Linked DNA regions of Homo sapiens: region 2 is linked to region 1. A link is an interaction called in ENCODE POLR2A ChIA-PET data of the cell type or tissue named here. Cell type or tissue: Panc1. All regions are shown on one strand. Each heading gives the region's core, and the rest is flanking DNA. Links, peaks and the distances in the headings are about the cores only.

Region 1 (6,451 bases), core at 1,699-4,198:
AAATATTATTACCTATTCATACCTATTAGTGCTATTAACTAAATACTAAGCCCAGCCTTCATCAGTAAATCTTGTCCTGTAAAAGTTGTACACTGGCCACACACATAGAGTGATTCTAAATTTTAGTTATGAGGGTGGGCGTGGTGGCTCACGCCTGTAATCCCAGTCCGTTGGGAGGTCAAAGCCGGTGGATCACCTGAGGTCAGGAATTCGAGACAAGCCTGACCAATATAGTGAAACCTCGTCTCTACTAAAAATACAAAAATTAGCCGGGCATGGTGGTGGGCACCTGTAGTCCCAGCTACTTGGGAGGCTGAGACAGGAGAATCGCTTAAACTCGGGTGGCGGAGGTTGCAGTGAGCCAAGATCGCGCCACTGCACTCCAGCCTGGGTGACAGAAAGAGACTCTGTCTCAAAAAAATAAAAATAAATAAATGAATAAACTTTAGTTATGTTTATAACTTACCTTAGAAGCCTACTAAAAATGCAGGTTCCAGGAGACTACCCAACAGAAATTAGTATTCACTAGATTTATGATGATGTCCAAGAATCTGAATTTTCTATAAACACTTAAGTTTTTTTTAATGCAAGTGATTTGTAGACTGTAGTTTATGAAATATGGCATTAAACTATTTAATTTAGAAAGGATCTTGCTCTTTCTTATTCCTTTAATCGTAATGAGAGTTGCTGGTCACTTTGATGGGTAGAGAGCTCAGGCAATGTACACAAAGCCAGTTTCTTAGAATACTTACTCATCTCACTGTAATGTTTTTAATATTTTCTCTGATGTTGTAACCCTACTCTGGGAAAGAACATGTGAGACTGGCTGAGGCTGCAGAAAATGTATTGCAGTACTCATTAATGAAGGGGAGAAATTTTTATCACTTAATCCCTCTTTAATCAATGACCACTGCCAAAACAACTAATGTTTATTATATTTATAACTTCTTTTGTAAGTATGTAGGGGAGGGGAGTGTTAAAAATCCAGATCCATCGCATTGCTTTGAAGACAATTTCAAAGTATGTCTTACCTAGCTGTATATACTATTTTGTAAATGCTGGGCAGTAAATGGTTAATTCATAGCCATAGCATTTTCCCATAACATTTTGTGCTACAATTAAGGTATCAGGTAAAACGCATTGAAAGTCTTTCAGAAATTGATGCACAAAGCAGAAAACACATTAATAGGAGTACAATAGACAATTTTAGAGATAGCAGATCATCTTTCCCATCTTGCTTGAGAAACAGATGCTGAATAACCATCATATTACACAAAGTGTCCTTCAGAAACACTAAATGTAATTAGGAGTAGCTGTTCCTTGGAGAAGAAAATAGCATAATAATAAGAGGGTTGGTGGCACATATGAAATGGAAGAATTACATAATCCTCTGTATATTTAATGCTACATAAAAGGTTTTTATGTCCAATGAGAGAGCCCATCAGATAAGAGAGCTTGGTAAATGAGCACATTTGACATTGAACCATGTTGAGGGTCAATATTGAGATTTTGACTTTATTTATTGTTGTTATTGTCAATTTTTATAACAAACATTGAACTATTGATTACATGGGGGGCATTATTTTTTTGTTTTTTAAAGAATGACTTCTTTTAACTTTTATTTGCCTTTCAACATTACAGCCACCATTGGGGTTTCTTAGATAACAGAACTAGACTTAATCAGTAGAAATTATGAAAATAAGAATAATTTTGAGTGTCTGTCTATATCTATTATCTAGCTATCATCTCTCTCTCTCTCTCTCTCTCTCTCTCTCTCTCTCTCTATCTGTCTACCTACCTAGCTATCTTTCGGAAGGAACTAAAGATTCCTCCAAGGTCCCTTCTCCACTTCAAGCCAATTTGATTCGTAAGATTCTGAGGGCATTTCTGGAATCTATTTTAAAGGTAATATGGCAGCAAAAAGGAAAATGTAATAATACCACAGGAAGTAATACAGGGCCGAGTCAAGAAAGCTGTGGGTCATAGGGAGCAGATGGACTATTTAGGAACAGACCTAGGAAGGAGACTATAAGGCCAGAGAAGGGATTTTCCATCATTAGTTGTTTATGGAAAGTGAGTAAAAATACTCTTATGCATCATCCCAGTTCCCATGATGTTTTGAGTGTCTTTTCTATAAAGAGACTGTTATAAGAGGTAAGATTACTAGCAGTACATCCAAGGGACTGCAGCTGGTTTACCTAATCCTTTATACTGTGATTGGTAAAAATCACACAAGGTCCAGGGTAAGTAATGAGGCTGACATATCTTTAGGTGCATCTTTGTTACAAGTTTTGGATCAGCTTTAAAGAAATTGTCCTTACTTTGGCTAAACAAAGAGACAGTGTTTTATCTTTTTATTTTCTAAGGTACGTGTCTTTTCTTGTCCGCAGCTTATCAAACAGAACAATTACATCAGCCTTTCAGATTTTTAAGATGCTAGGCTTTATACCTTCCAAACAACACTTTTTGTCACCAGTGATGTTTACAGTAAGACTAATAGTGGGGAGCTTAACAGAGAGTTCTTTCATGGCCTCTCATATGACCTTGCTCCCTGGCTATCAGCGTGACCGAATAGACCCCAGTACATTATTGCTGACACGGCTTCATTCAAACTGTAGAGATGAGACGTCTCCATAGGCACACCAACTACAAATATAAACATCTGTTGGGTCTATGCAGAAGATAAAGTAACCTCTTAACAAAACAAAACAAAACAAAAACCCAAACATATGGGTAAGGTGTAGATCTAAGGAAGCTCGAATAAGACATTTTAAAGTTGGGTTTTTAATTAGATTGGGTTTGCTTAGAACATCCTTAGAGGGGTCTACTAGGTGAATTTAAAAATAGAAGTATGATAAGATTGGGTAATATTAAAAAGGAGACAGAGCAATGAGATTGAGACTCATAGAGAAATTTAGGACACTTTGCTAACTGTATATAGAAAGTAGCTTTGGAAAAGTACATAGAGTTTCTCCTACAGTTCTTGGCAGTCTTCCAAAATCAGAGTCAGAGTTCTTTGAATTTGGAAAGAGGGGATTGTTTAGAGATAGGGTGTCTATGGGGCCTCTGGGCAATAGGAATACTTTGCTTTTCAAACAAGAGGTGATATGGCTCTGGCATATCCATATATAGTTAGGTATCAGTGTGTTGTCACAGGGAGTACTTTAAGACAGAGCCATGCTAGAATTAAGAATGGTTAATCTAAGGAATGGAACCTACAGATGAGGGTGCTAAAACGGTTCTGGAAGAGAAAAAAGAGAAGCCAAACTAAAAAGAGACCAGCGTAAGTAGCTGAGGCTATAGAAGGGCTCATGGTTTATAAAGAAATAGAAACTGAAAAAAAGCAATTACAAAATAAGCTGCACTGCAAGTCCACACAGCTCTATCAGAGGCTATAAATGCTATTAAACTCATGGGGTAGTTTAGTTTTATACAATAAGGAAATATTGCTTGCTCTTACTTAAATCTGATATTATTCGCATCATTTAATTGCTAGTTTTCTAGGAGAGGGTCAACAGTAAATGGTTAACATTAGTGGCATTAGCCCTCAGCAAGCCTTGACCACTGAAAAAAGTAGTGGGTAACTTCCATTAAAATCAAAGTGGCAGGCAAAACCTCAGAATGCTTTCATAGGAAGGGGTTGGAAAGCACAAGTGCCGTCACTGAGGACCATCCTATCAAGATGAGCAGCATACTGTGTTTCTCTTTTCTTCCTTGATGCCTGGTACAATGCATGACACATAGTTTTTGTTTTGTTTTGTTTCGGCAATGATTTGTATGTGTGTGCGCCGTATGATGGGTCAGCTTAATGATTTCTTGTTAATGCTCAACTGAAATCTTAGTGTAATATCCTTTAAAATGTTCTTTGTGTTCTCTCCGCTGCCCTCCCCGCAACAACACATTTAAAATGGGAAAGCTATAAATAAAAGAAAAAGGAAAATAAATTAGAGTACCAAGTAAAAAGATAAGAGAAACCCCAAGTAAGAATAAATTTCTGGATAAGAAAACAAAATCGCGTGAGTAATAGCAGGAGCATTACATAATTAAACATGATATTTAAAAGTGGGGCAATGGGGTAAATTGGAACACATGTGTTTGGCAAAAGGAATTCATTTGTATGCAGAAATCAGGATTTTCATCAACTGCTCTTATAGTAAGTCTAAATTTCCATCTTTTGCCTTTGTACTTTTCCATTACACACAGGACATTATAACCAGATCAGCGGGGCAGCCAAGAGAGCAGAATTTATATTTCTAAATGAAAGTTGATAGTTAATAGCCTAGCTGCATAATGAGCCACATTTCTTGTGCAGAGTCCAAGCTTACACTGATTGCCCAAGTCTAAACAGTGACCCTCCCAAGGCTGATGATTTCCTCAGTAATCCCAGATGGCCCATGCTATGTGAGGCCCAATAAATCAACCCTATCTACAATATTTTTGCTGGAAACAGGGAGAAGCAGCCACACTGGGCTTTCTCTGTGACAGTGAGGGAGGCACGATATATACAACTTAGCTTACAGCAAGTTTCCATTCATAGAGGTGTCAGATACATTTAAACCACCTTGCAATTCATATTTTAAAATGAAAAATTTACCTTAGCATAGATAATTTGTGTTTTCTTGAACAATGGAGGATGCAGTGATGAGAAATACAGTAATTGAGGGTGAAATTCCTTGTAATGGTGATAGCTTATGTTTATTAAGTGCTTTCTGGGAGCAAAGCATTAGGTTAAGCCCCTTCCATGCATTATACCATTTAATCCTAACAAAATTCTGATGAGTTAAATACCACTGTAATTCATATATTAATGAAACAGAAACTGAGGTTTATAAAGGTTAAATAACCTGCTCAAGTAGCAGAGCCAGGATTTGAACCCTAATCTTGTCTGATGCTAAATCCCATGCTTTTACCACAGTATATTTGCTTTGCTTCAAAATATAATTGGGCAAAAGAAACCTAAAATTTGTTTGTAGGATCTCTCTGGGTAATGCTTTAATATCTTGTATCAATATAACATGCCTGTTCTAGAATTCAGAGAATTCTAAGACTCATCTTGTTGAATCCCTTCTGCTCCCGTATGGAAAAGAAGAGAATAGGGGATGAACATTCTTCAGTGGTAAATGACTATCATCTTTGCCTCTCACATTTGACCTATCTCTTCAGGCTCATGATAAATGCCATCTTCCCTAAGTAAACTCTTCCAGAACTACACTCCCACCAAAGTAAATATTAAGCATTTTTTCCCATGCTGTCCCCACCATGCTTTATGGATATTATTCTCTTCTCTGCACTTCTCCACAGATTTCTAGGGGACAATGTCTATATCTTACTCACAGCTTTATTACCAAAACGTAATGACAGGCCAAAAAGAGATTCTGGAATTGAACTCAATCTTATTTAGAATATTCTGCTTCTATTTCATCTACTTTAGTGTTTTTGTTTGCAATTTTAAAGTGCCCAAGAAATGAGAGGAAAGAACAAAGGCCAACTCAGTTGGTCAATTTGTACAAAATAACTTGAGCCCTGGCCAGGTGTCTATGCTGTTGAATTATTTGTCACATGGTTCCCAGGTGAGAGTACTCTGATGATTCTGTTCCAATTCATCACAATAGGGTGGAGAAGTACCACAGAGCACAAATTGTGCTGATGATGGTTGTTCAGTGCATCATCCTTCATATTTGCCAGAATTAATTCAAGCAGTCATTCAACGAACATCATTTGTACATTGAACAACATTAAGTTGGAGAGGGATTAGAAGACATGGTTTTCAGGAGAGGAAAATTACACAAATGAACATAATGGCAGAAGTCTGTGTTTTCAAAGACTTATTTTCCATTAGAGAAAACGTAGAATTTTGCTCCCTTATATATTTAGTATTTATTTTGTTTGGCTTATCACAAAAGCAATTTTTATATGGATAACACTTGACAGTTTACAAAGCACTTCCACACTCATTTATTGTTTCACTTAGTTTTCAAGATAGATCCTAATCAGCATCCTGCTGATGCTGAAAACCAAACACACTTTGTTATTTCTTGCATCCAGATTGTGGGAATTAGAGGCAACCACTGAATGGCCATGCTAAATTAAGGTCATGCTGATGACATAGAGAAAATGCTATTCTTTGGTTATAGATATTAAAAGATGCATTTCCTAGGCTAGACTTCTATATCTTTATAAATCAGCCCCCAGTTCCATTTTTAGCTCATAGCCTAAGGAAAACAATAAACTATCTCCTGCCTTAAAAAACAGCCACTTGAAATCACAACAATTATTTCATGCTAGGTCACAACTTTAATTTTTAATTTTTATTTTATGTTATTTTTTATTATTTTACTTTAAGTCCTGGGATACATGTGCAGAACATGCAGGTTTGTTACATAGGTATATGTGTGTCATACCGGTTTGCTGCTCCTCTCTACCCATCATCTAGGTTTTAAGCCCCGCATGC
Region 2 (6,451 bases), core at 2,133-4,632, 170 kb after region 1:
ATATGGTATCATAACAGAGTCTAGAAAATAAGAACACAAAAGACAAGAAGAACTTTGGGAACATCCTGGGGTGAAAAATTGTATTTCAGTCTTCAAAATGGGGCTCATTCAAGAAATAGATAAAATGAGAAGTACAAACCCAGGTAGAATTCCAGAGCCGGTCAACACTGGAAGAGAAGGGGTCACAGGAATTAATGTGTCTTAAGAAAATATGGGCATCTTATTTCTACAGTGCTAGATTCTGAATCTTGTTGATAAGAAAAGGGAACTAACTAAAGAGGATCCAAGGAAAGTCATCTATCAAGTGTGACTGAAGAATTGACTTTTAAGCCTAGAAGAAATTTTTAATTCCAAAACTCAGTAAGGTTGATGATATATTTTCATGTCAGGGAAAAATGGAGATTACAGGCAGAGGCATCCTATAGATGTAGCCAATAGCTGTAGAAGGTACAGGTTAAGATGTTAAAATACAGTGTAATCACTAAGACCACGGATTTTTAGAGCCAGATAACCCTGGATTGAGACCTGAACTCTGCCATTTATTGGCCCTATCTAATAGTCATTTTTGCTCTTAAACAGGTTATTTAATATTTATCCTCAGTTGTCTTGCCTCCAAAATAGGTATAATAATAGCATCTACCTCATAAGATGGCTATGAAGATCTAATGAGAAAGCTATGCAAAGTGCTTCATGTCTGTCTGTATAGTAACTGCTCAAGAAAGAATAGGTTTTATTAAGTAGGAAGATAAAAACAAGTAGGGATGTGAATTTAGACTTTCCTACATTAATACTTGCTAAAATACACCTAGATTTTTCAAAAATATACATCTAGGACCACCAAGACAATTTTTACATTTTCTTTCTAGTTTTGACAAGAGTCAATACTGTTGTACTTTGCAACTTTTAGTAAAGGCAGTTTCCGGGACAGATTGAGAGCCTCCAGCAATCAGAAACCATTCCATGGGTTTGAGTGGAAGCTTAGTGGTTTCTCCACTGTTGGGCAGACTGGCAAGTTTCCAGTTTGAGGAAAAATAGATGAGCTCTAGAAGTGCAAGGAAGAATGTTTTTCCCAAAATAACATTTTCAGAATCAGCGCCTGATCTTTCTTATATTTTTCCTGAAGCCAAGAAAGGAGCCAAGCATGAAATGGTCATCCATCCTTAGAAGGTTACTTGTCAAAATAGTTCTCCTAGGCCTGTTATTGTTTTAATCTGACATTAATCTGTCAAAACAACACTAGCATGTCTCAGTATTCAATGTATTGGTGGATTCACCTAACTGCAGCTTTTATACATCAGTGTTTTCTATGGGCATGGTGAACCCTCCCCAACAGCAAGAGGATCAATTTGGGCAGAAGACAGAGGAAAACAGTATGGAGAGAGCACCCTTTAGCCTTCCACATCTTCCTGCCCACAGTGGGCTTCAGAGACACATCAGAGAAAATATTTTTTATTTTGTCAACCAAGTAATTAATCAGAGAGTAAAAAATACTAGTAAATGGCATATTGCCTGCTACTAAATGCCTTTTGGAGAAAATTAAAACCTAAACTTAAGTGCTATGAGACCTTGTCACAAGTGGCATTTTATTTTTTAATGTATTTCTAGATTTAGGATGGTTTGAGCTTCCAACTGAACTGCATTAAACATTTCAAATATGTCTTTCTTATAAGGCACCTAAAACATCATCCAAGCTACCTGCATGGTAAGATTTACTTTATGCCAAACTTAAATATCTCCTTTAATTTCTTGAACTGTATATAGAACTGTATATATGTACACACATGTGCATATATATATATATTTGTGTGGTCAAGCTACATTATATATATAGTATATATGTATATACATATGTATATGTATATATGTGTATATATGTATATATGTACACACGTGTGTATATATATATTTCTGTGTTCAAGCTACATTGTATATATATGCTACAAGTATGTGTGTGTATATATGTATACATATACTTGTGTGTTCAAGCTACATTGTCCAAGCTACCTGCATGGTAAGATTTAATTTATGCCAAATTTAAATATCATCTCCTTTAATTTCTTGAACTGTATATATGTACACCTGTGTGCATATATATATGTGTGTGTGTGTAAATATATATCCTATTGGTTCTGTTTCTCTGGAACAGATATATTCTAGATATATGCATACATCTAGAAAGAGACTTATATAAGGTATTGGCTCACAAAATTATGGAGGCTGAGAACTCTCACAATCTGCTATCTGCAAGCTGGAGACCAAGGAATGTCTGTGGTATAGCAGGAAGGCCTGAGAGCCAAGGAGCCAGTGGTGTGGATTCCAGCCTGACTCTGAAAGCCTGAGAACCAGGAATACTCAGGACAGAAGACTGCTGTTCCAGCCCAATCAGTCAGGTAGAGAGAGGATGAATCCTGCCTTGTTGCACAATTTTGTTTTATTCATGTCCTGCATGGATTAGATGATGTCAACCCAGATTGGGAAGGGTAATGTACTGTACTCAGCCTATGATTCCAATGCTAATCTCTTCCTGAAACAGTCTCACAGACTCACCCATAAATAATGTTGAACCAGGTATCTCAGCATCCTGTGGCCCAGTCAAGTTGACACATAAAATTAACTATCATAGAAAGAAAACAAAATGTTTAGTTTCCATGTTTACTAATTTGGAGTGGTCAAACATAAGATGCACATAGCTTCCAGATACTCTGACACTTAAATTATGCTTTCATCTTGCAGAATCAATATGGCCACTTATCATTAAACAGTCACTCAGAAGGAAAATAACAACACAAGGACATTTCATCTGAATTTTCTCTTGGACCTTCTACATCAGAATCAACAGGAGTAATACTAAAAATGATGATACTTTTGGGCCAACCAAAACTTCATTAATTATAAGATCTTGAGTTTGAACTCAGGAATCTGCTCATTGGCAAATATTTTACCCAATTCTTGTACACTATAGAAAGTAAGAGCCAATAATTTAGAGATTCTGTTCTGACACTATTCGATGTTCAAAGAAGAGAATTTTAAAAATCAAATTGCATAAAATTTGTAATTTATTTTTGCCCATAATTTTGGTATATTTCATTGATTATTTTATTATATTAAAATATTATATTTGTCATTCCCTAAAACCAAATTAAAATTTTTATTCTGAACCAAATATGCAAATTTCAATATCTCTTCTTATTAATGCCATATGTATATATTACACTTCAGATTTCAAAAATATTTAACTTGTCCACCAAAGAATTAAAAATTTAATAAAACTTTAATGAAAATTTATTAGGTACTGGAAAAGAGGACCCAGGAGACTTTGATCTTTCAGAGAACGAATATTCTATACTTTCTCTGGCTTTAATTCAGCAGTTACTTCCAAGAATTCAGTGCCACGAAGAAGGACTGAAACAAGCATGGCCGTATTTTTGAGTTGAGGAAATAGAGATTAGAGTATGAGAAAGCTAAGGCAGGAAGAAGTTTTAGGCTAGGGAACTGGAAGGAGAGAGTTATGCAGAGAAAGTTCTCCAAAACTCTGTATAGGGGCTTGCTTGGATCTGTTGCTAAATATCAAGCCATAGATGCATACAGTAAAACTCTGTGATAACAAGCCAAACACACACACACACACACACACACACACACACACACACACACACACACACACCCTATCAGAAAGTGGTAATCTAAATAATTCCTAAGCTTACACAGGAGTAAGAGACATTCATCTTACAACCAGCCAGAGGTTAGAATCCTCATCAAAAGCTCAAAGATTCATTAGAGACCTCAGAAAGGTCCATCCTTAATAGTAATCTCAAACTATTATAGTCCTGGAGAAAAGCATATCATATAACTTTCCTAACAAAGATTAAAACTAACCCCCCAAAATCAAGTTGATTGGCAAGTAACTTACCTATCTGCCAGAATAAATTTCAACAGTTGTTAAAAGAATATAACTGAATCTGGACACTCATCCATATAATATAAAAATGGCCAGCATCTGATCTAAAATTAACAAATATAGATACACAGAAAAATGACTTTCATAACCAGGAGAAACATCTATACATAAAAACATATAAATGATAGATATAAAGGAACTAGTAGACAATTACTTCAAAATAATGTATCTAATATGAAAACAGTAACTGGGTGCACTTATTAGCATACTTGTTGTGAAGTACAGATCAGTGAATTTGAAGTCATAACAATATAAACAATCCAAACTGAAGCACAGAGAAATAAAACTAAAAAAGTGAAATAAACAAAGCCTTAATGATTTGTAGAACAATATCAAGTGGTCAACCAAACATGTATTTTTATTGCAAATTTAAAAAAAGAGTGGTCCAAAAATATGTAAAGAAATATAGTCAAAATTAGTTTTGAAACTGATGAAAATGATAAACTTACAAATCCAAGAAGTTTAATGAACCCTAAGCAAGATAAACAGCAGACCTGCACTATAAGACATCTTCAAGGAAGTTCTTCAGGTGGGAACATGTACCTTAGAAAAGCAATAAAGGATGGTTAAAGTGTGAAAAAAATAGAAAATTTTTTTTCTCATTTAAAAAATTGTTAAAATAGAGAGAGCCTATTGCATAATAACTATAACAATGAATTGCAAGATATAGGAAAGTAAAATCTATGACAAGAATAGTACAAGTATGGGGGAAGGAAATGAAAGCACATTGCAGTAAGATGCATACATCATACATACGTGAAGTGCTATAATAATATTTTAATATAGATTGAAGATAGCTCATAATATATTAAAATTTTACATCGTAAGTCTGAAGCAACCATTACAAAGAAAAACAGAGATATAACTTATAAGTCAACAATGAATGTAAAACTAAGTATTAAAAAGTCTGAATGAAAAGACAGGAAAATGATAAAAAAATGAATGAAGATCAGTTGCAACAAATATAAAACAAATAGAATGATGGTAGACTTAAACACCTCCAGATAAAAAAGTTAAATATAAATAGTTCATATACTTCAAATAAAAGGCAGTGGTTGTCAGACTGATAAAAAAGGCAGCATGCATCTTTGTACTATATTTACAATAATTGCATTTAAAATATGTAGCACACATATTTTAAAAAGGAAAAGAATGAAAAATGATATACAATACAACGGAGTAATTATAAGAAAGTGTGAGTGGCTACTGAATATTAGAACAGTCTTTAGTTCAAAGAATTTGACCATTCATAAAGATAGACATTCAATAATGATAAAAGGGTCAATTTATTAAGAGAAGTAACAACCCTAAATGATTATGCACATAACAGAAATGCCCCAAAATGTAGAAAGCAAATACTGATAGCGCTCAAAGGAGAAATAGACATACAATTATAGTATAGAACTTTAACCCTCCTTTCTGGGAAATTGATAGAACCGGTAGACGTAAATCAGTAAGAATACAGAGCATTTGACCTTCACTATGCATCCAGTGACTTAGTGAACATTTATAGAACACGTCACTCAATAATAGTAGAATGCATATTCTTTTCAAGTGCACACAAAATGTTATTAAGTTACATAATATGATGAATAATAAAATAGATCTCAATATATTTTTAATATGAAGACATAAAACTTTTGATCAGAGATGAAGAAATTTATTCTTCACAGCGATAGCAGTAGCTAGGGTATCAGTGTATCTTTTTGGTCAGCTCTCTCAACCCTAATTTCTGCAGGTGATACAAAGACAACCAATTGACACATTAACCTATGCTGCATTTTTTTTTTTTACAGGAGAAGAACCCTGAGCCTAGAAAATCTGAAGCATTTCTAAGGAGTATTAAGCATATGCAACAAATATGCTTCTATGCTCCAGGGAAGACATTATAGTTACCATCTAAGCCTGTAAGAAAATATGCCCTTTGCTCTAAAGAAAGATATTATCTTTATCATCTTTTGAGGATGGTCACTATAGAAACATCTGTGAAAAAATAATCCAGAGGAAAGGCAATCAGTGCAACAAAATGTGCAGAAACACGAGTGATGGGTGGAAAATTGTCTAGCCATAATCACAATAAAAATTCCATCAGGCAATTTTCTTAGTAGAAATTAAAAACCAGATTACACAATTTATAAGGTGACACAGTGACTGGGAGTAGCCACAACAATTTTTTGGAAACTTTAAAAATCTTTACTTATTAATTTATTTTAAAATTACAATGATAAACCCATTATATGTTGACATAAATTGAATTTATATGAAAAAATAGCTGTTTTCAAAAAATACTGAGTGAGGCTTTTAAAATAATTTTAACCATTTTGAGTGTTGTTTCAGTGGCATTTAAGAAGATTCACATTGCTGTGCAACAACTGTTAACACCATTCACCTCCATAATTCATTACACCTTGTAAAATTGAAACTTTGGACATGTTAAATAACTCTTCTTTCCCCTTCTCCCTAGCCCCTGGAAACCATCTTTCTACTTTCTTT

Evidence for each region. Peaks named below come from ENCODE experiments on the same cell type or tissue, not always from the same donor. Only the 100,000 strongest peaks of a DNase experiment are listed, where the experiment ranks them.
Region 2: POLR2A ChIA-PET joins it to region 1 with 6 read pairs; 2 of 35 experiments call an interaction of 5 or more read pairs at or near these places.

What each region holds. Positions count from the first base shown.
Region 1 is chr3:178,056,291-178,062,741 of GRCh38, forward strand. All of the region lies in intron 2 of LOC105374234 (a long non-coding RNA gene), which reads left to right. Among named protein-coding and RNA genes, the nearest start is that of LINC02015, 240 kb to the left of the region's middle. In Panc1, for the core only: no CTCF peak of the experiment used is centred there; no DNase peak of the experiment used is centred there; H3K27ac peaks cover 204 bases.
Region 2 is chr3:178,221,688-178,228,138 of GRCh38, forward strand. It overlaps LOC105374235 (a long non-coding RNA gene), which reads right to left. Exons shown (of 11, transcript NR_188692.1): 3 at 4,408-4,501; 4 at 3,911-4,002; 5 at 2,548-2,614. Among named protein-coding and RNA genes, the nearest start is that of LINC01014, 190 kb to the right of the region's middle. In Panc1, for the core only: no CTCF peak of the experiment used is centred there; no DNase peak of the experiment used is centred there.